Regions from separate parts of the Homo sapiens genome. Here region 2 is linked to region 1. Evidence: read pairs that join two places in POLR2A ChIA-PET (ENCODE). Cell type or tissue: MCF 10A. All regions are shown on one strand. Each heading gives the region's core, and the rest is flanking DNA. Links, peaks and the distances in the headings are about the cores only. Region 1 has its middle 87 kb from the start of LINC00562. Region 2 overlaps SUCLA2 (succinate-CoA ligase ADP-forming subunit beta).

The links. Peaks named below come from ENCODE experiments on the same cell type or tissue, not always from the same donor. Only the 100,000 strongest peaks of a DNase experiment are listed, where the experiment ranks them.
Region 2: POLR2A ChIA-PET joins it to region 1 with 5 read pairs; 2 of 35 experiments call an interaction of 5 or more read pairs at or near these places.

The regions. Positions count from the first base shown.
Region 1 is chr13:47,839,921-47,851,910 of GRCh38, reverse strand. No RefSeq gene overlaps it. Among named protein-coding and RNA genes, the nearest start is that of LINC00562, 87 kb to the left of the region's middle. In MCF 10A, for the core only: no CTCF peak of the experiment used is centred there; a DNase peak (open chromatin) is centred at 6,650.
Region 2 is chr13:47,975,524-47,987,513 of GRCh38, reverse strand. The region is part of intron 4 of SUCLA2 (succinate-CoA ligase ADP-forming subunit beta); the gene reads left to right. Among named protein-coding and RNA genes, the nearest start is that of SUCLA2, 20 kb to the left of the region's middle. In MCF 10A, for the core only: no CTCF peak of the experiment used is centred there; no DNase peak of the experiment used is centred there.

The DNA of each region.
Region 1 (11,990 bases), core at 3,654-8,653:
ACACTATTTTGGTGAATTTTTAATTTAAATAGATGTGGGTTTAGAGGGATATGCTTCAGGCAAAAATCTCATTAATTCTTCTTGCTTTCCATTTTGAAATGAACAAAAAGGCTTATGAATGAGGGGCAGAGGAAGAAAGATGAATTTCTGTCTTATTTCATTTCATCTGCCACTCAGACATTGTAATTTCTTTAAAGCAAGGAAAACCACTTAGTTTTTGATAATTTAAGTTCCTCACATAATTAATAGATAGTTTTTCTGGTCTATCAACTTCATCATTTTTTCAATTTTTTCATGTCTTGTAGTGTGAAGTAAGCATCACAGTAATAGCTAAATAAGATGATAAATCAGTATAACATGCATTTATTTTGATGATTTTTATTGCAATTAAAAGTTTGGAATATTATTATAAAGATTAATATCAATAAAATTGTTTTGGGAACAATTCATGGAAAATGATTATGGTAGGTAGAGGGTGATCAATAAATATTTGAATGACACTGCAGAAGGAGTGAGTTTATAATGTGTAAAATCAGCCATTTCCTTTACCAACAATTTCATTCTACTTCTTTGCATGAGGAGAATGTTTGTTGAGTGATTTTACATAATTAAGTAGAGAATGCTGCATTAGGAGTGCTGAATTCTGACATCAATTCCAGATGTGTTTTGGCAAATAGTATTATGAAAATACCATATTTTCCTCTTGTAAAAGAAATATGTTGTTTATTCATATATATATATATTTAAAAAATACAAGGAAGTTTACTCATATGGCTACCACCAAGAAATAATAACTGTTCATAGTTTGGTATCTATTATTCTAGTATTTATGTGTGTAACCATTTTATTAAGTAGACTTAAATCAGCAAAAGATATTATTTTTCCCTCAATGCCTTAAGATATGTTCTGTTGTTTCTTCATTCCCTGTCTCTTGACAATATTTCTGGCATTCTTCATAGTGTTTCCATTTTTCCTCTCTCTCACACACTTTATTGGCTATCGTGGGAATATTTACACCATGGAAATTGGCAAATGCTGCAAATCCACATCTTGCCCTGAGTCCATGTTTACTGCTCCAGGTAATTGAATACTAAGCCATTCAGTACATGATATTCCCTTAGTTCAAGGGATTGCTTTAGAGGTTGTCTAATCAATGTGATGCTTTGAAAAATTTTTTGGGAGTTGTGGGACACAGGAAATCTCTTTCTTTTTGGATGACAAAGAATATGGATTTACAGCCTGAACTTGCTGCTACCATTGTGTTACAAAGAAAAGCTATCCTGAAGAAACAACTCACACAGAAATAAAGTCAGGAGCAACATAATACTGAACAGGGAAAAGTTGAAAGCGTTGCCCCTGAGAACTGGAACAAGACGAGGATGCCAACTTTCACCACTTCTACCCAACATAGTACTGGAAGTCCTAGCCAGAGCAATCAGACAAGAGAAAGAAGTAAAGGGCATCCAAATCAGTAAAGAGAAAGTCAAACTGTCGCTGTTCACTGATGATATGACATATACCTAGAAAACCCTGAAGACTCATCCATAAAACTCGAAGAACTGATAAATGAATTAAATAAATTTTCAGGATACAAAATTCATGTACACAAACCAGTAGTATGACTATACACCAACAACAACCAAACAGAGAATCAAATAAATAACTCAATCCGTTTTACAGCAGCTGCAAACAAAAACAAAAACAAAAACAAAAAAACCCCGAAAAACCTAGGAATGTACTTAACCAAGGAGGTAAAAGATTTCTACAAGGAAAACTACAAAACATTGCTGAAGGAAATCATAGATGACACAAATAAATGGAAACACATCCCATGCTCATGGATGGGTAGAATCAATATTGTGAAAATGGCCATACTGCCAAAATCTACAGATTCAGTGTACTTCCCATCAAAATAGTATCATCACTTTTCACAGAACTAGAAAAAAAAATTCTACAGTTCATATGGAACCAAAAAGGAGCCCACATAGTCAAAGCAAGACTAAGCAAAAAGAACACATTTGGAGGCATCACATTACCCGACTTTAAGCTATAATACAAGGCTACAGTTACCAAAACAGCATGGGGCTGGTGTGAAAATTGGCATGTAGACCAATGGAACAGAATAGAGAACCCAAAAATAAATCCAAATACTTACAGCTAACTGATCTTTGACAAAGAAACAAAAACATAAATTGGGGGCTGGGCGCCATGGCTCACACCTGTAATCCCAGCACTTTGGGAGGCCAAGGTGGGCAGATCACTGAAGTCAGGAGTTTGAGACAAACCTGGCCAACCTGGTGAAACCTCATCCCTACTAAAAATACAAAAATTAGCCGGGCATAGTGGCGGGTGTCTGTTATCCCAGCTACTTGGGAGGCTGAGGCAGGAGAATTGCTTGAAACTGGGAGGCTGAGGATGCAGTGAGCCCAGATTGTGCCATTGCACTCCAGCCTGGGTGACAAGAGTGAAACTCCGTCTCAAACACACCACAACAGAACATAAATTACGGAAAGATCACCCTATTCAACAAATGGTGCTGGGATAATTGGCAAGCCACATGTAGAAGAATAAAACTTGATCCTCATCTCTCACCTTATACAAACATTGATTCAGGATTGAACAAAGACTTAAATCTAAGACCTGAAACCATAAAAATTCTAGAAGAAGACATCAGAAATACTCTCTAGATATGAGCTTATGCAAAGACTTTATGACCAAGAACCCAAAAGCAAATGCAACAAAAACAAAAATAAATAAATGGGACCTAATTAAACTAACAAGCTTCTGCACAGCAAAAGAAATAATCAGCAGAGTAAACAGACAACCCACAGAGTGGGAGAAAATATTTGTGAACTATGCATTTAACAAAGGACTAGTATACAGGAACTCAAACAAATCAGCAAGGAAAAAGAAATAATCCCAACAAAAAGTGGGCAAAAGACATGAACAGACAATTCTCAAAAGAGGATAAACAAATGGCCAACAAACAAATAAAAAAATGCCATGGATGAAGCTGGAAACCATCATTCTCAGCAAACGATCACAAGGACAAAAAACCAAACACCACATGTTCTCACTCATAGGTGGGAATTGAACAATGAGAACACATGGACGCAAGAAGGGGAACATCACACACCGGGGCCTGTGGTGGGGTGGGGGGTGGGGGGGGCGGGAAGGATAGCATTAGGAGATATACCTAATGTAAATGACGAGTTAATGGGTGCAGCACACCAACATGGCACATGTATACATATGTAACAAAACTGCACGTTGTGCACATGTACCCTAGAACTTAAAGTATAAAAAAAAATACTCAGCATCACTTATTATCAGGGCAATGCAAATAAAAACCACATGTGATACCACCTTACTCCTGCAAAAATGGCCATAATTTAAAAATGAAAAAAAAAATAGATGTTGGCATGGATGTGGTGAAAAAGGAACATTTTTACACTGCTGGTAGAAATGTAAACCAGTACAACCACTGTGGAAAACAGTATGGAGATTCCTTAAATAACTAAAAGTAGAACCACCATTCAATCCAGTAATCCCACTACTGGGTATTCTTCACACAAAGGAAAGGAAGTCATTATATGAAAAAGACACTGGCACACACATGTTTATAGCAGCACAATTTGCAATTGCAAAAAATGTGGAACCAGCTTAAATGTCCATCAAACAATTAGTGAATAAAGAAAATGTGGTATATATGCACCATGGAAAACGAATCAGCCATAAATCGAAACAAAATAATGACATTTGCAGCAACCTGCATGGAGTTGGAGACCATGATTATAGGTGAAGTAACTCAGGAATGGAATGTTGTGTATTCTCACTTATAAGTGGGAACTAAGCTATGAGGACACAAAGGCATAAACATGATGTAATAGACTTTGGGGATTCAGGCGAAAGGGCGGGTGGGGCATGAGGGTTAAAGGACTATGCATTGGGTACAGTGTACACTGACCATGTGATGAGTGCACCAAAATTTCAGAAATCACCACTAAAGAACTTATTCATGTAACCAAAACCAGCTGCTCCCCAAAAATAATGAAAATGTTTGAAATATTGAGAGAATTACTAAAATGTAACACAGAAACATGAAGTGAGCACATGCTGTTGGGAAAATGGCACCAATAGATTTGCTGGATATAGGGTTGCCACAAACCTTCAGTCTGTAAGAATACGATATCTGCACAGCACAATAAAGTGAAGTGCATAAAACGAGGTGTGCCAGTATAAGCAGTCGAGACCTCAGTCTATGGGAAATACTCGGATTCACAAAATTTTATTTCCATGCCTGTGATGACAGCAGGAAATACGTACCCGTGACCATACAGACGCAGAATCCTAAAACTGAAAGTAAATGGAATTATAAGTTTGGAAATTGGTGCTAAGGACAGGGAAAATTGATTTGGGTAAATACTGATTCTAACAAGAATTGAAGTTCTGAAAACCCTACATCCAACACAAGAAGATACCTTGGAATGTGGTGGGCTTCCTGCAAAGACTCAGAACTTCTCCTTGCCAATGTAGGTAGAGAGTGTCATTTAATTATGTGACAGAGGTACTTGTCTAAGGCAGCTGTACACCCTGGATTTGCTGGGGCAAACACAATGACAGATATTCTACCCAAGTGGCTCCATAGGACACTTGTTAGATCACATTTGGGTAGCACAAGATATTCACTGATAAAAAGAGCTGTGAGTCTAGCCCTAGAGTAAGGAAGCCCAGCAGCTGGAGCGAGCTGTCTTGCCACAGCATTGACACTACTTATCAGCATGACCCTGAGCAAGTTACTCAGCCTGTCTGGGCCTTGGGTTACTCATCAGTATATGAGGGGTACTAATGGGACGTACTTCAAAAGATCGTTTTAAAGATTAGATGAGATAGCATAGTGCTTCTCCATTCATCTGTGGTGAAAGAACATATTTCTAAAATTTTCAATCTGTTGTGGACGAATACTCATACAAATACAAAAAAAAATACCAGTTACATAGCAGTGACAAATACAAGTTTCTAAATACATACTCTCAGTTTTTCTACTTATCATGTCTTAAATTGGTAACAAACTGTGTCAGTCGGCACTAGTTCCTGGACCACACTTTGAGCAATACAGCAATCATATATTTAAAAGGCTTATCATGGTTTCTGGCATACAGTAAGAGCTCAGTAAATGTTGGCTTTTATAATTATTACTGCCTGGTGTGCCCATTTTATGGTAAAAGCTTTTATTGATGGGAACTGCGTTGTCAGGACCTGTCTCAGGCTGAGCTAACTAGAACTGAATTGCCAGAGCAGCAAGTTAAAAGCAGTGCGCCAAAATGAAAGCAAGAGTGAAGCCTTTATCCATGTACTGTGATAATAAAAGCAAGAGGCTAAAACCAGAGAAAGCTGTCGTCTCTTCCCTGTTCCATTTCTGCATGGAACAGTGCACCTGTTGAGGATCAGATGGATCCCTGGGGGTGGGGTAGGGGGCAGTGTCTCATTGAGTAAGAAGCCTGGAACAAAAGGCTTTTGCAGTTTTATGGACCTGGGACCCAGAGGAGAGGGGAGGGCTAGAAGTGGAAAAGTTACTGGACACTGAGTCAGTCAGAGTGGAGAAAATATCTTCAAGGTTTACAGATAAGGAGGCACCTTTTCCAGTGGAGGTGCCTGGCTAGGAAGTCACTGTGCATAAGAGCATGACCAGCCAGTGGGCAGGACTCCTTGTCTCTTGCAGTGAAGAGACCGCAGGTCTCCTCAAAGACCACAGTGCACTGGCTGTGCACCAAGGCTGTGTGGGCAGGGCAGATTTCCCCAGAAGACTGCCAGGGAAAGCCTTTGTTGTTGCCTATGGAAAGGCCAGAACATTCACACATAGATTTTTTTTTCCCCCAGAAACTGGTCTCCTAACATGTAGCCAAAGCAACTTCCTAAGAAAGGGCAAAATTCAGATGACAAACACTTGCCCTTCCCTGTGGCTTTTTTTTTTTTTTTGAGACGGAGTCTCGCTCTGTCGCCCAGGCTGGAGTGCAGTGGCGGGATATCGGCTCACTGCAAGCTCCGCCGCCCGGGTTCACGCCATTCTCCTGCCTCAGCCTCCCAAGTAGCTGGGACTACAGGCGCCCGCCCTGTGGCCTTTTTTGGAGAAATATTCTGACTCAATGAATGACCTCATTTGAGAAAACCTTTTGTAACTCAGGTGTTTGCAGATGAACAAATAGTACCATTTAGGAAATCCAACTCAAAAACAGATGCAAAGTCTATGAATAATTTGAACAAAATGAAGGATCTTTTTTAAAAATGTATAAGAAGACAGGTGACATAGCAAAACCCAACTTTTTCTTCCTTTCTAAGGAATATTGCTTAAAAACCATTCCATGAACCACAGACTTAGTTATAACTTTTTCACATAATATTTCAAATTACTTGAGTAGGAAAATGTATACACAGAATTCTCATTAGCTCTGCCTAGTAGATTTACTAGAGCTGATTATGTCAATGCTCACTTGTTTTAGTCTCCTCTTATGATCAACGTATTCTATTTTTTTTCTTTTTCTTTGTTTCTTTCTTTTTTTTTTTTTTGAGACATAGTCTTGCTCTGTCACCCAGACTATAGTGCAGTGGCGCAATCTCAGCTCACTGCAACCAACCTCCCCCACGACAAGCCTCACCCCAGGTTTAAGTGATTCTTGTGACTCAGCTACCCAAGTAATTGGGAATATAGGCATGTGCCATCAAGCTCAGCTAATTTTTGTGTTTTTAGTAGACATGGGGTTTTGCCATGTTGGCCAGGCTGGTCTCGAACTCCTGGCCTCAAGTGATCTGCCTGCCTCAGCCTCCCAAAATGCTGAGATTACAGGCGTGAGCTACCACTCCTGAGACATTACTTTTAAGGACTTTGCCACACTGGACAGGACTCAAAGGTAGGTGATGAGGATAGTAAGGAACACAACTTGGGAATCTTTTGCTGCAAAAAGAGACTCGTAAGGGTGGGTAGGCAATAACATAATTGTCTTCAATATTCCCTAGATTAGACATAATCAGAGCTAAATTAACAGGGACCAATGAATAAAGCAACAAGGAAGTATATCTGATCTATACACATACACACATACACAGACAAATATTTTAACACAAAAACATTCAAGAATTTTTAACAATACAGCATGTCTTAGTTCAAGTTGCTAATACCAAAAATACCATAGACTGGAGTGGTTTAAACAATAAACATTTATTTCTCACATTTATGGAGGTTTGGAAGTCTAAGAAAAATGTGCCAGCAGATTTGGTGAATGGTGATGGCCCATTTTCTGGCTTGTAGACAGCCATCTCTTCTCACTGTAGCCTCATGTGGCCAAGATAGAAATCATTTCTCTCATATCCTTTCTTATGAGAGCACTAATGCCATTCATGAAAGTTTGCACCCTCATGACCTAATAACCTATCAAAGGCCCCACCTCCAAACACTATCATACTGAGGATTAGGGCTTCAACACATGAATTTGGGGGAGATACAAAAATTCAATCCATAGCAGGCTACCTGATTAGAAAACCAAATACCCTGCCGGGCACAGTGGCTCACGCCTGTGATCCCAGCACTTTGGGAGGCTGAGGCGGGCGGATCAAGAAGTCAGGAGATCGAGACCATCCTGGCTAACTCAGTGAAACCCCGTCTCTACTAAAAATACAAAAAAAAAAAAAAAAAAATTAGCTGGGCGTGGTGGTGGGTGCCTGTAGTCCCAGCTACTCAGAAGGCTGAGGCAGGAGAATGGTGTGAACCTGGGAGGCGGAGCTTGCCATGAGCCGAGATCGTGCCATTGCACTCCAGCCTGGGCAAGAGAACGAGAGTCCGTCCAAAAAAAAAAGAAGAAAGAAAGAGAGAAAGAGAGAAAAGAAAGAAAGAGAGAGAAAGAAAGAAAGAAAGAAAGCCAGCCAAATATCCGTAGTTCTATAAATTTTTTAATGCTAAAAATGGCAATGGATGGGTTAAAGCCTGAATACAAAAGCAACACACACAAAAAAATTTAATCAACTTTATTCATTCAGAGTGCATAATATTGATCAAGTCAATGAAACTAGTGGCAATAACAGGAATAAACTGGTCTCAAAAAATTGAGATCTATTCAATAAGCATATGTTTACATTCTGACTCCAGATTTATTTCACAGAGAGTAACTCTTAACATGTTTCTCAACTTGTATTTAATTTTTATTTCAACACCTTTCTGAAAAAGAAAATATTTTCAGAAAGTTAGGTAGAAGCAAAAGTTGCCTAAACTTTAGGCACATAAATTTCATAAGTTTCATAACAGTTCTGGAAGTAATATACTGAATTTTAACATGACACAGAATTCTGCATCACCTTGGAAGTCTTCATCATCCTTCAGCTCAATCAAGTCCCCTCAAAACTAAGCCAAACTAATAGGACATATTCCTCAATATTTCAAACACTTTCATTATTATTATATCCATTAAAGTGATCTGTGATTTGTGAACTTTGAAGTTACTATTGTAATTGTTTTAGGGTGCCATGAACCATGCCCATAGATGGCAAACTTAATAAATGCGTGTGTGCTCTGACTGCCCCACCGACCAGCAGCTCCCCCATCTCTCTTCCTCTCCTTGGGCTTTCCTATTTCCTGAGGCAGAACAATATTAAAGTTAGGTCAATTAATAACCCTGCAATGGCTTCAGACTGTTCAAGTGAAGAGTCATGTGTTTCTTTAAATTGAAAGCTAGAAATGATTAAGCTTAGTGAGGAAGGCATGTTGAAAGCTGAGATAGACTGAAAGTTAGGCCTCTTGAGCCAAACAGCCAAATTGTGAATGCAAAGGAAGAGTTCTTGAAGGAAACTAAAAGTCTACTCCAGCGAACACATGAATGATAAGAAAGTGAAATAGCCCGATGGCTTATATGAAGAATGTTTGAGTAGTCTAAATAGAAGATCAAATCAGCCATAGCATTCCCATAAACCAGAGCCTAATCCAGGTCAAGGCCCATAACATCAAGGAAAGAACCTCCACCAGCAAAAAGATTACAACTTGCTGAAGGCTCAGACCATCATTAGTATTTTTCAGCAAAAGTGTTTTTCAATTAAGATATGAACATTTTTCTAGACACAATGCTATTGCACACTTAATAGATTATAGTCTATTAAGCATAGTGTAAACATAACTTTTATGTGCACCGGAAAACCAAAAAATTCTTGTGACTTATTTTACTGCAATATCTGCTTTATTGTTGTGGTCTGGAACTGAACCTACAATATCTCCAAGGTATGCCTGTACTGAAGAGCTCAGTGCTAAGAGCAGCCCTGATTAGGTGTGAATGCCTATATGCAAAGAGCTAATTTTCTGGGGTTAAATCCCTTATATATTTTCCTATCTATGATTCCTTGGGTGAAAGGTAGATTAGGATCAAAACCCAAAACTTCATGAGAAATCCTTGATATGGAGAGGATGGATGATTTTACAGTGTATTTCTTTTGAGGAAGAGTAAGAATGAGGGGCAACTGGAGGTAAGAAAAACTAGTAGCAGTTTCACGTGGTTGGTTCTGGGTAGCGGAACTTGGTATTGGGCTGAGTGGAGTGGGAGATTGCTGCTTTTACTGTATACTCTTCTCTATTTGATTTTTTTTTTTTTACCATGTACACATATTACTTTGAGCAATTAAAAACAAATCCTAGGTGGGGTTTTGTGTTACATCCCCCTAGCCTACCCCTGAATTTGGCTCAGTGTAGTGGGCTGTTCCTTGCAAGGTTGGATTTCCCTTCTGCTGACAGCATCTTGCTCCAAGCCTGGCTTTCTTTTTTTCCTCTGCTTCGAGGACCTTCTTCAAAATCGTGGGAGCCCTCTTGGCCCATGCACAGGAGCAACCAGGAAGTGGAGAGGCACACAGACCCCTGGGGGATAACGTTTCAACAGAAGATGGTTGGAATGAGTGGATACAACTTCAGGCTGATAATTAGGGGAAGAATAAGAACACTTCCCAAAGGTCCCCAGCATAGTGGAGCCCCTGTTGCCTACAGAGATGACTCAATAACATACTCTGAAATGGACATTTTCCCTTTCTCTCTCATACTCCCCTGTTACTGCTTCCTAGGCTCGTCTCCCAAATAAACTACCTGCACTGAGTCCTCATCTCAGGCTCTGCTTTCAGTAGAAACCAAACCAAGACTGTTCCTTATCTGAAAACTAGTAATCCTGAGATGAGATTTGCAGTCTAAGGTTTCTGGACCCTGCTATCTGCAGTTCCATGGACCCTGGGAGCTGCTGCTGTGTGTGCATTGGGCTTAGATGCAGACGGAGAATTACTCCATTCTGAGCAATCAATGAACAGTTCCAGAAATGTACAATGGGGGTGCTTCATGGCTGGGGGAGGGGGCAAAAGATGCCATAAGGGAGACTGTAAGTAATTTTCTGGCCAGCCAAAGAAGTGTCATAGAAGAAGAAAGAAGGAAGATAAAAATGAGGGGAGAAAAGAAGTTGGCATCATACAGAGAAAAGGAAATGCCGTCTCTCCCTTTCCTCCTGTCAAGACAGCTAAGAGGTGTGAGCAGCAGATTGCAAAATAATCCGGGGAGCCAAGGACACCGCCAACTTGCTGTAGATGTTGGAACTGTCTCTTGAGTTTTGGAGGCCAACCACTAGAGCTTGGGGAAGATGACCAAATACAGACATTGCTTCCTTCTGCCATGTAGGTGGGGTGAAGGAGATCCACTGACTGAAATTTTGGCATGTCTGAAAATTCTGCTCCCAGGGTGCCTCCGGATTTCCAGTTTCCAGTTCTGCTCCTACCTGACTGTGAGTGGCTGCTGGCTTCTGTGAGACACTGATCCACCCTTGTAATACTGCACCCACCACCTTTTCCTTAAGCTACCTTGGCCTGGTTCTTGTTATTTGCAACCAAAATTTGTGACTGTTATGGTTACCCTCCCCAGCAGACCGGAGTGTCCTTGGGATTCCCTTCCCCACTCTTGCACTCTTGTTTGTTTCTTTCTATATATGTGGCTTAGGGTTGCTGTTTTCCTTCCTCAGTCAGATCATGGACCTTCCTCTCTTTCTGTTTTCCAGTTAATTATGTTTTCTTCTTTGTTTTCCACACCCTTGTATACATCTTAGTACTTCTAATAAACCTTCATGTGGGATGCCATCAGCTAAGTGGAACAGCAAAAATAACCCTCCAGCTTGTTAATGCTAAAACCACCAATAGGAAGTGACCTGTGGGGTGTTTCCCACAATTTAAGTGTCTGCCTTAGAGGGGAGGGTAATTGCTATGCTGTTCCTAAGCTCTCCATGACTCTTGGGTATCCACAGCCAACACAGCTTCCCACTTCTCCCAATCTATTCCCCGGCCTCCTTGTTGAATGAGGGTCTTATTGGAGAGCTCCCTTGCTTAAGGCTTGTACTCTTGGCTCCTCTATCAAGATTTCATAGAAGCATGTCTGAAAAACAGGATCTCTAAAACCAACTTTCCCTCTTGAGCTGGATTTCAGGAAACATCAAGAGTTGAAACAAATTCTGCTTTTTCTATCACTTAAAAGACAAGTAACCTGCTCACATTTTTGAATCTTGTCCTCAATACCTGAACCTGAGGCAGTAATGTGTATGAATGCCTTATAATGGCAACTGATATGCCCCAAATGGGTTTAGATTCTTTTTTTTCTATTAATTCTTGAAATTTTAAATAAAAGCAATAGCTGCTTATTTAAAAAAAACTAAAGCAGTACTAGAAAGAAGGAGCAGGCTGGGCCAGACTGCATGGGTCAAACTATCTGCTGTAGCCAGTACAGGCTTTCAGGGTGTGACCTCAAGCTCTCTGTCTTCCCATTCCTTATCTGAAATGTGGGGATAGCAATAGCACCTACCCCAGAGGTTCTCATGAGAATTAAATGAGTTGATATCTATAAAGAGCTTAAAACAGTGCTTGGCACATCATAGCCTTATATTAGAAAGTACTATATGAAATCAAAGATTTTCAAATATTTTCCACATTTTTAATATCTA
Region 2 (11,990 bases), core at 2,159-7,158, 140 kb before region 1:
CTATGTGATAGAATTTAGTTTGTAAGTTATTTTAAAAATCCCATGACAGTAACCTCATATATTACCCAAAATTTACATAAATTATATTTTTACACATTCACTTATTTTCACTACATTTTATTTTTCTTTTCATTGACATTATATATCGGCATCTGTCATTTTGTTAGTTATGTTTTTACTTTTTGTTACAGTAGCCAGAAACAAGGTATAAATACCTGGATGAATTGAGATAGGAGTTCTATCCATAGTAATTCATCTTTATTGTAGTAAAGGTAGGATACTGAATATGTATTATTAAAGATATGTTTAAGGCATTTGGGAAAAGGATCAAATTTGAGTTCATCTTATGAACTTGAATTTCCTGACAACTATTTAGGTCTTGTTGAGGATAAAATGTTTTTATTTTAATACTTGCTTACTAATAATACGTGGTTATAATTCAGGTTAAAAATACTGTAGTACCAGTAAAACTGTTTGACCGAAGACATTATAAATTCTTTGATATTATCACATTAGACCAATGTAGAGTTGGTTGGTGTTACTTTTTGGGGTATAGCCATGTTTTTGGGAATCCCTGTGGACAGATCTCTGTTGAACAACAAAAATTAGTCACCTATTTAAACTACAAAGAGCACTTGTGATTGAGTTAATGTCCCATGCATGGGAATTAACTAATCATTAGAAATTGCTTTTGTTAAAATGGGGAAAGGATTTCCTATTTAATAAATGGTGCTGGGAGAACAGGCTAGCCATGCAGAAAATTGAAACTGAACCCCTTCCCTACACCATATACAAAAGTTAACTCAAGATGGATTAAAGACTTAAATGTAAAACTCAAAACTATAAAAACTCTAGAAGGAAATCTAGGTAATACCATTCATTCAGGACATAGGCGCGGGCAAAGATTCATGATGAAAACGCCAAAAGCAATTGCAACAAAAGCAAAAATTGACAAATGGGATCTAATTAAGCTAAAGAGCTTCTGCACAGCAAAGGAAACTATCATCATAGTGAACACACAACCTGCAGAATGGGAGTAGATTTTTGCAATCTATCCTTCCGACAAAGGTCTAATATCCAAAGTTTATGAGAAACTTAAAACAAATTTTCAAGAAAAAAAGCAAACAACCCCATTAAAAAGGGGGCAAAGTACATGAACAGACACTTCTCAAAAGAAGACACAGGCTGGGTGTGGTGGCTCACGCCTGTAATCCCAGCACTTTGGGAGGCCGAGGTGGACGAATTACCTGAGGTGAGGAGTTTGAGACCAGCATGGCCAACAAGGTGAAACCCTGTCTCTACTAAAAATAAAAAAATTAGTTGGGCATGGTGGTGAGTTCCTGTAATCCCAGCTACTTGGGAGGCTGAGGCAGGAGAATGGCTTGAATCTGGGAGGTGGAGGTTGCAGTGAGCCGAGGTTGTGCTACTGCACTCCCGTCTGGGCGACAGAGTAAGAATCCGTTTCAAAAAAAAAAAAAAAAAAACTATACATATGGCCAACACACATGTGATTAAAAAGCTCATCACTGATCTTTAGAGAAAAGCAAATCAAAACCACAATGAGATACCATCTCATGCCACTCAGGTGGCTATCATTAAAAAGTCAAAAAACAACAGATGCTGGTGAGGTTTTGCAGAAAAAGGAATGCCTTTACAGTGTTGACGGGAGTGTAAATTAGTTCAACCATTGTGGAAGACAGTGTGGCAATTCCTCAAAGACCTAGAGGCAGAAATACTATTTGACCCAGCAATCCCACTACTGGGTATATACCCAAAAGAATATAAATCATTCTGTTATAAAGATACATGCATCGGTATGTTCACTGCAGCACTGTTCACAATAGCAAAGACATGGAATCAACCTAAACATCCACCGATGATAGACTGGATAAGAAAATGTGGTACATATACACCATGGAATACTCTGCAGCCATAAAAAAGGAATGAGATTATGTCCTTTGCAGGGATATGGATGGAGTTGGAAGCCATTATCCTCAGCAAACTAATGCAGGAGCAGAAAACCAAACACCGTGTGTTTTCACTTAAAAGTGGGAACTGAATGATGAGAACACATGGACACAAGGTGGGGATCAACACACACTGGGGCCTGTCGGGGTGGGGGTGGAGGGAGGGAGAGCATCAGAAAGAATAGCTAGTGAATGTTGGGCTTAATACCTGGGTGATGGGATGATCTGTACAGCACACCACCATGGCACATGTTTACCTATGTAACAAACCTACACATCCTGGACATGTACACCTCAACTTAAAAGTTGAAGAGAAAAAAAAAGAATAAGCAAAGCAAAACTAAAACAAAACAGAAAACAATTACTTCTATTACTGACTTGTTTTTAGGAGATGTATCATAGGTTCTACTGGTCTTTAGTACCTTTCACATCCTGATTCCGGGAGGTAACTTCTATGGGGTTGGCTTGCCAGAAAGTGAATTCAAGTACCTACTCTCTGTGTGATACCTTTGTTAAATTAGATTTCTTAACATTTGCCTAGTGCCTGTTGGGTACTTTTGGTCTGAGTCAAGTCTATTTAATAAATCACATTTACTACTTTTATTTTTCTGGTAAAACAACTGCAGTCTTCTGCAAATGAGTGGGACATTTTCCTGTGTCAATTTTTGACTTTACCTGAAATAGTTATAAAATGTGCTTAAGAATTCTAATTTTACTTCGTGTGATTTTTTTTAAATACACATCTTTATTTTTTATTTTTATTTTTAATTTTTTTGAGAGTCTTGCTCTGTCGCCCAGGCTGGAGTGCAGTGGTGCCATCTCTGCTCACTGCAACCTCCGCCTCCCAAGTTCAAGTGATTCCCCTGCCTCAGCCTTCCAAGTAGCTGGGATTACAGGTGCATTCCACGATGCCCTGCTACAGATCTTTATTATATCATGTGGCTGCTTTCTCATTTAAGCCTTTTACATTTAAGCCTATTTTAAGGCAAATTTAAAAAAATACCAACAAGAGAAGAAGAACTTAGGTTAAGAAAGTGAAAAGTAGGGCTGGGCGTGGTGGCTGACACCTGTAATCCCGACACTTTGGGAGGCTGAGGCGGGCGGATCATGAGGTCAGGAGATCGAGACCATCCTGGCTAACACAGTGAAACACTGTCTCTACTAAAAATACAAAAAAAACAAAAAATTAGCTGGGCGTGGTGGGGGGTGCCTGTAGTCCCAGCTACTCGGGAGGCTGAGGCAGGAGAATGGCATGAACTCAGGAGACGGAGCTTGCAGTGAGCCGAGATTGCACCACTGCACTCCAGCCTGGGTGACAGAGTGAGACTGTGTCAAAATAAAAAAAAAAAAAAGTGAAAAGTAGAATTATTAATATATTTGAAATTTCAGCTACTTGCTTGAAATGAAATTGTTTTGAAAGTTTATTACTAAGATTTAAAAGTGAAGCCAAGTCGTTTGAACATGAAATAGCTATTCATTCTACAGTGTTGACTAAATGTGGAACTATAGTCATTGTTTAACGTTTACCCATGCAAGTTGGTTTCTTTCTAATTGGTTGTGGAATTAAGACAAATAGAGACTCCACTTTCTTCTATGTATTATTGTTTCCTTTTTTTTCTAACTTATAACCAATTGTTGACTTAATTTTTACTTTAGTGAGAATTTAATATTAACTTTTCTCCTCGTGTTGCCTTCTCTGTGGCTTTTCATTTCTTTTACCAGTTGGTATAAAAAGAGAGTAAAACTAAAATGAAAAGAGGCTGGGTGCGGTGGCTCACACCTGTAATCCCAGCACTTTGAGAGGCCGAGGCGGGTGGATCACAAGGTCAGGAGATCGAGACCATCCTGGCTAACACGGTGAAACCCTGTCTCTACTAAAAGTACAAAAAATTAGCCAGGCGTGGCGGCAGGCGCCTGTAGTCCCAGCTACTCCGGAGGCTGAGGCAGGAGAATGGCGTGAACCCGGGAGGCGGAGCTTGCAGTGAGCCCATATCGCACCACTGCACTCCAGCCTGGGCGACAGAGCGAGACTCCGTCTCAAAAAAAAAAAAAAAAAAGGGAAAAGAAAACTAAACTAAAATGTTAGAATATTTTAAAGATTTGTTGGTCTGTACCTCTCCTGTTGAATAAAATTATATTTTATGGTTATCTGTAGATTTGTCTATATTCTATTTCAGTGGCATGACTAAAACTGAACCGCCTCTTCTTCAATCAGAATTTTTTCCTGCTCTTTAGATCTTTGTAAAAGCTAATAATTATGCACTGCCTTGCTAGAGAGAAAACGAAGAATACCCTTTCATTTGAAATTTATAGAGGAACTGAAAATTAAACCATCATTTCAAACATTTCTCTTTACTTAGACTTGCTAATGTTCTCTTCTTTAGCCTCAGAAGGCTCTGAATTCTTTTATTTAAAAAAGTTTTTTTTTTATATTGAAAGGAGTTCTAATACTAAGTGCCCATGGTTTAGCTAAACTTCAGAGGCTAAGAGCATAGTCCTGCACTTGATTGCCCTTACTTTAGACACCAGTCTCAATTTTGGTGGTCCCCAGGTTACCCTCATTTCTGACTAGCTAGCTACAAATTTGAGGGTTAATTCCTTAGAACGACTCACAGAGCTCAGGAAAATGTTAAACTTAGTATTACAGTTTTATTATAGCCAAAGGATATAAAAATCATAACCAGCCAACAAGGTCTGGGAGGGTTCCCAAACACTAAGTTTCCACTGTTCTCAGGAATGTTTTGTCTTGCTAGCATCTTAATGTGTGGCAGTATGCAGAATATTGCCAACCCAAAGCTCCCCAAGCTTTTGGTGTTCAGAGATTTTTTTTTTTTAGATTGTCAAAAATATAACAAAAAATTTACCTTACCCATTTTGAGTATGCAGTATAATAGTGCATTCTCAGAAAGAAAGAAGGAAGGAAGGAAGGAGGGAGAGAGGAAGGAAGGAGAATGTTAATTTCTCTTTTGGTAAAAGGAACAGAGTAAAACAATTTGTGCACATTTTGTGCAACATCTCCAGAACAGATATCCAAATCTTTTTTTTTCTTTAATTTTTCTAGAACTTTTTTTGTCTTACAAAATTAAAACTATTCATTGAACAGCTCCCTTTTCCCTCTCCCACTTCCCTCCAGCTCCTGGTAATCTCCATTCTTTGTGTTTCTAAAAGTTTGAGTATTTTAGATACCTGAAGTAGCTGTCTTTTTGTAACTGGTTTATCTCAGCATAATGTCCTCAAGGTTTATTCATGATGTAGCATATGACAAAGTTTCCTTATTTATGGCTGAGTACTATTCCATTTTATGTATATACTGCATTTTCTTTATCCATTCATCTTTTGATGGACATTCAGATTGCTTTCATCTCTTGGCTATTGTCAGTAATGCTACAGTGAACATAGATGTTCAAATATTTCTTTGAGATCCTGTTTTCATTTCTTTTGGATGTATACCTAGAAGTGGGATTACTGGATCATATGGTAATTCTATTTTTAATTTTTTTGAGAAGCTTCTATAATGTTTTCCATAGCAGCTGTACCGTTTTATTTAATTAATTATTTTTTTGAGACAGAGTCTCGCTATGTCTCCCAGGCTGGAGTGCAGTAGTGCAGTCTCGGCTCACTGCAACCCCAGTCTCCCGGGATCAAGTGATTCTTCTCCCTCAGCCTCCTGAGTAGCTGGAATTACAGGCACCCACCACCACACCCTGCTAATTTTTTTATTTTTGTATTTTTTTGAGACGGAGTCTCGTTCTGTTGCCCAGGCTGGAGTGCAGTGGTGCGATCTCGGCTCACAACCTCCGCCTCCTGGGTTCAAGTGATTCTTCTGCCTCAGCCTTCTGAGTAGCTGGGACTACAGGCGTGCACCACCATGCCCGGCTAGTTTTTGTATTTTTAGTAGAGACAGGGTTTCACTATGTTGGCCAGCTGGTCTTGAACTCCTGACTTCAGGTGTTCTGCCTGCTTTGGCCTCCCAAAGTGCTGGGAATACAGGCATGAGCCCACTGCACCTAGCTGAGCCGTACCATTTTATATTCCAACTAACAGCAGACAAAGCTTCCAGTTTTTCTGCATCCTCGCCAATATTCATTTTCTGTTTTTTTGGTAGTGGCCATCCTAAAGGGTGTGAGATTATATTTCACTGTGGTTTTTATTTGCATTTCCCCCGTTATTAGTGATACTGAGTATCTTTTCATATGCTTACAGGCCATTTGCAGATCTGCTTTGGAGAAATGTCTATTTAAGTCCTTTGCCCATCTTTAAATTTTTTTGTTTGGGTTTTTTATTTTTTACTTTTTTGGTTATTGAGTTGTAGAAGATCTTACATATTCCGAATTTCAGCTTTTAACTAGATATATGGATTGCAAATATTTTCTCTCATTTTGTAGATTGCCTTTTTACTTTGTTGATTATTTCCTTTGCTGTGAAGTTTTTAAGTTTGATAGAGTTCCATTTGTCAATTTTTGCTTTTTTTCTGCCTGTGCCTTTGGTATCATGTTTAAGAAATCATTGCTAAATCCAATGTCATAAACTTTTTTCTCCCTGTTTTCTTCTATGAGTTTTATAGTTTCAGGTTTTATGTTTAGGTCTTTAATCTATTTTGAGTAAATTTTTGCATATAGTAGTATTGGTAAGGGTCTAACTTCATTCTTTTGCATGTGGATATCCAATTTTTCTAGCACCATTTGTTGAAGAGACTGTTCTTTTTGCCCTCTTGTGTAGCTTTCCCACCATTGTTGAAGATCATTTAATCATATACCTTAGGGATTATTTCTGGGTTTTCTGTTCTATTCCATTGGTCTATATGTCTGTTTTTTTATGCATTATCATGCTGTTTTGATAACTGTAACCTTGTAATATATTTTAAAAGAAGTGTGAGGCCTCTAGTTTCTTTTTTTTTCTCGAGATTGTTTTGACTGTTCTGGGTCCTTTGAGATTATGTATGCATTTTAGTGTATTTTTCTATTTTTATAAAAAAAAGCCATTGGGATTTTGATAGAGATTACATTGAATCTGTAGATTGCTTAGGGTAGTATGCACAGTTTAACAATATTAAGTCTTCCAATCTGTGATCACAAGATGTCTTTCCATTTGTTTGTGTCTTTTTATTTTTATTTTATTTTTTATTTTTTTTTGAGATGGAGTCTCACTCTGTCACCCAGGCTGGAGTGCAGTGGTATGATCTCAGCTCACTGCAACCTGCATTTCCCGGGTTCACACCATTCTCCTGCCTCAGACTCCCGAGTAGCTGGAACTACAGGCTCCCGCCACCACGCCCAGCTAATTTTTGTATTTTTAGTGGAGATGGAGTTTCACCGTGTTAGCCAGGATGGTCTCGATCTCCTGACCTCATGATCTGCCCGCCTCAGCCTCCCAAAGTGCTGGGATTACAGGCGTGAGCCACCGCGCCCTGCCTGTTTGTGTCTTCTTTAATTCCCTTCAGCAGTGTTTTGTAGTTTTTGGTTCATAAGTCTTATGCCTCCTCGATTAGGCTATCCTTAAGTATTTTATTCTCTTTGATTTTAACTGGAATTATTTCCATAATTTCCTTTTCACATTGTTCACTGTTACTGTATTAAAAGGCAACTTATTTTTGTTTGTTGATTTTGTATTCTGCAACTTTGCTGAACTGATTTATTCTAAGAGTTTTTTTTGTGTGTGTGCAGAATCTTTAGGGATTTCTACATATGACAACATCTCATCTGCAAACACAGAATTTTACCTTTCCTTTTCTCTTTGGATGCTTTTTATTTTTCTTACCTGTTTTCTGTGTCTAGGACATCTAGTGCTGTGTTGAACAGAAGCGGCAAGAGTGGGCATCCTTGCTTTGTTTCTGATGTTAGAGGAAAAGCTTTCAGCTTCTCATTTTTGTGTATGATGTTGGCTGTAAGTTTTCTTTTTTATTTTTATTATTATTATACTCAAGTTCTGGGATACATGTGCAGAATGTGCAGGTTTGTTACATAGGTATACACGTGCCATGGTGGTTTGCTGCACCCATCAACCTGTCATCTACATTAGGTATTTCTCCTGATGCTATCTCTGCCCTAGCCCCCCACCCCCCGACAGGCCCCGGTGTGTGATGTTCCACTCCCTGTGTCCATGTGTTCTCATTGTTCAACTCCCACTTATGATGAGAACATGCGGTGTTTGGTTTTCTGTTTCTGTGTTAGCTTGCTGAGAATGATGGTTTCCAGCTTCATCCATGTCCCTGCAAAGGATATGAACTCATCCTTTTTATGGCTGCATAGTATTCCATGGTGTATATGTGCCACATTTTCTTTATCCCGTCTATCACTGATGGGCATTTGGGTTGATTCCAAGTCTTTGCTATTGTGAATCATGCCACAATAAACATACTGATTTATAATCTTTGGGTATATACTCAGTAATGGGATTGCTGGGTCAAATGGTATTTCTGGTTCTAGATCCTTGAGGAATCACCACACTGTCCTCCACAATGGTGGAACTAATTTACACTCCCACCAAAAGTGTAAAAGTGTTCCTGTTTCTCCACATTCTCTCCAGCATCTGTTGTTTCCTGACTTTTTAATGATCACCATTCTAACTGGCATGAGATGCTATCACATTGTGGTTTTGATTTGCATTTCTCTAATGACCAGTGATGATAAGCTTTTTTTCGTATGTTTTTTGACTGCATAAATGTCTTCTTTTGAAAAGTATCTGTTCATATCCTTCTCCCACTTTTTGATGGGGTTGTTTTTTTCTTGTAAATTTGTTTAAGTTCCTTGTAGATTCTGGATATTAGCCTTTTGTCAGATGTATAGATTGCAAAAATTTTCTCCCATTCTGTAGGTTGCCTGTTCACTCTGCTGATAGTTTCTTTTGCTGTCCAGAAGCTCTTTAGTTTAATTAGATCTCATTTGTCAATTTTGTCTTTTGCTGCCATTGCTTTTGGTGTTTTCGTCATCATGAAGTCCTTGCCTATGCCTATGTCCTGAATGGTATTGCCTAGGTTTTCTTCTAGGGTTTTTATGGTTTTAGGTCTTACATTTAAGTCTTTAATCCATCTTGAGTTAATTTTTGTATAAAGTGTTAGGAAGGGATCCAGTTTCAGTTTTCTGCATATGGCTAGCCAGTTTTCCCAACACCATTTATTAAATAGGGAATCCTTTCTTATTGCTTGTTTTTGTCAGGTTTGTCAAAGATCAGATGGTTGTAGATGTGTGGCGTTATTTCTGAGGCCTCTGTTCTGTTCCACTGGTCTATATATCTGTTTTGGTACCAGTGCCATCCTGTTTTGTTTACTGTAGCCTTGTAGTATAGCTTGAAGTCAGGTAGCGTGATGCCTCCAGCTTTGTTCTGTTTGCTTAGGAGTGTCTTGGCTTTATGGGCTCTTTTTTGGTACCATATGAAATTTACAGTAGTTTTTTCTAATTCTGTGAAGAAAGTCATTGGTAGCTTGATGGGATACCATTGAATCTATAAATTATTTTGGGCAGTATGGCCATTTTCATGATATTGATTCTTCCTATCTATGAGCATGGAATGGAATGTTTTTCCCTTTGTGTTCTTTCTTATTTTCTTGAGCAGTGGTTTATAGTTCTCTTTGAAGAGGTTCTTCACATCTCTTGTAAGTTGTATTTCTAGGTATTTTATCCTCTTTGTAGCAATTGTGAATGGGAGTTCACTCATGATTTGACTCTTGTTTGTCTATTATTTGTGTATAGGAATGCTTATGATTTTTGCACATTGATTTTCAGTTTCTCATTATTGTGTATGATGTTGGCTATGAGTTTTCTTATATGGCCTTTATTATATTGAGGTTGTTTCCTTCAGTCTTTGTTGAGTATTTTTATCGTGAAAGGGTATTCAATTTTGTTAAATGCCTTTTATGTATCAATTGAGATTATTGTGGTTTTTGTCCTTCATTCTGTTAATAGCATGTATTACACTGAATTTTTGTATGTTGAACCATCCTTGTATTCTAGGAGTTAAGTCCCACTTGATCATGATGTAAAGTCCCTTTAATGTGTTGTTGAATTCAGTTTGCTAGTATTTTTTGAGTTTTTTTTTCATCATTATTTTTTCAGAGCTATTAGCTTGTAGTTTTCTTTTAATACCTTCTGATTTTGGTATCATGGTAATGCTGGCTTCATAGAGTGAGTATGGAAATTTTCCGTCCTTTTCAATTTTTTGAAAAGAGCTTGGGAAAGATTGGTTCAGTTCTTTAAATGTTTGATAGAATTTTCCAGTGAAGCCATTTGGTCCCGGGCTTCCTGTTGCTTAGAAGTTTTTGATTACTGATTCAGTATCATTACTAGTTATAGAGCTGTTCATATTTTTTATTTCTTTATGATTTTGAAGATTGTTTCTAGCAAGTTATCAATGTCTTCTAGGTTATTCAATTTGTTGATACATAATTTTTCATAGCAGTCTCAGACTCTTTCTGTGACAGCTGTAATGTCTCCTTTCACTTCTGATTTTTGTTATTTCAGTCTTTTCTATTTTTTTATAGTTAAAGGGTTGTCAATTTTATTCACTTTTTCAATGAGCCAATATGCAGTTTTGTTGATTTTTTTTTTTTCTGTTCCTTGTTTCTTTTATTTCTGCTCTAATCTTTATGATTTTCTTCCTTTTGCCAACTTTGGGTTTAGTTATTCTTTTTCTAGTTTCTTGTGGTATAAATATAGGTTGAGCATCCCAAATCTGAAATTCTGAAATCCAAAATGCTATAAAATCCTAAGCTTTTGGAGCACTGACATGACACTTAAAGGAAATGCTCATTGGAGCATTTTGGAATTCAGATTTTTAGATTTGGGATTCTCCAATGGTAAGTATAATGCAAATATTTCAAAATTCAAAGAAATCCAAAATCTTCTGGTCCTAAGCATTTCAGATGAGGAGTACTCAACCTGTTAAAAAATCAGGAGCTGGGTGTGTTTTCTTAGTTGTAGCAAGCTGTGTCAACTTCCCTCTGGGATGTTACACATTTTCTGGTACTGCCATGAGCCTGTGTACTCTCCTTTGTTCTCGATGCCCCACAGGCATCCAGAGTATGCTGGTTCCCCATCAGCACCCATATCAGTTGAGACAGGAAACAGTCCCTTGGACAGCCCTCCAAGAAGCTGGAATGTTGAACATGTGTTCTACTCTTCTCTTTCTCTCCCAATGGAGAAGCTTCTTAATCCCAAACTATGTTAGTTTGGAGTGGTGGGGGGAAGGATGCTGATGTGGATAAAATGAAATGGCTTTTCTTACTGATTTCATTGCAGATGTTCTTGGCTTTGAGCTTACCTGGGGTACTGTGACTTCCTAATTGGTTACTGTCATTGTCATAAAAGGTTTTTGGATCATATATTGTTGCTAAAGTCAGTGTTTTTGTCAGGGAGCAAGGTCTTGGGCTTCCTATTTTGTCATCTTGCTGACCTTGGTGTCCAGAGTTTTCATTGGGGTTCTATGGTGTAGGCATTAAACAAAAATTTTTTTTTAATTTTAAATTTTTGTAGAGACAGGTTCTCACTATGTTGCCCAGGCTGGTCTCGAACTCCCAGACTCAAGCAGTCCTCCTGCGTTGGCTTCCCAAAGTGCTAGGATTACAGATGTGAGCCACCACACCCAGCCTGGGTATCACTGATTGAATCATTGTCTGTGCAGTTGACTTAGCCCATTTCTTCTATGCAGAGTGGGTTGATACAATTTGACTGAAAGCCCCAAACCTCTAATCACATTGTCAATCTTTCTGGCATGGCCATTGCCCACCTGAGTCATCTCCTTAGTGTAAACTGTCTAGGGGCCCACCATGCGGCTCCTTGGTCGCATCAACTATCAGATGTGGTTGGAGGGTTTAGAAGTTACTTCCAAGACCCTGGGGACAAAAGTCATCCGAATTCCTTGTTACAAATGTATACAGAAATCGAATACATGGTACAAAATCATTTTTTTCCTAAATAAAAGTTTAACACTCTTAAAAAAGTGATAGATTCTTCTTTTTAATTTTTGTTATTGCCTTATTTTAAGTATTTGAAGGACTGTTTCGTTCTCTAAACAGTAATGAATGCAATC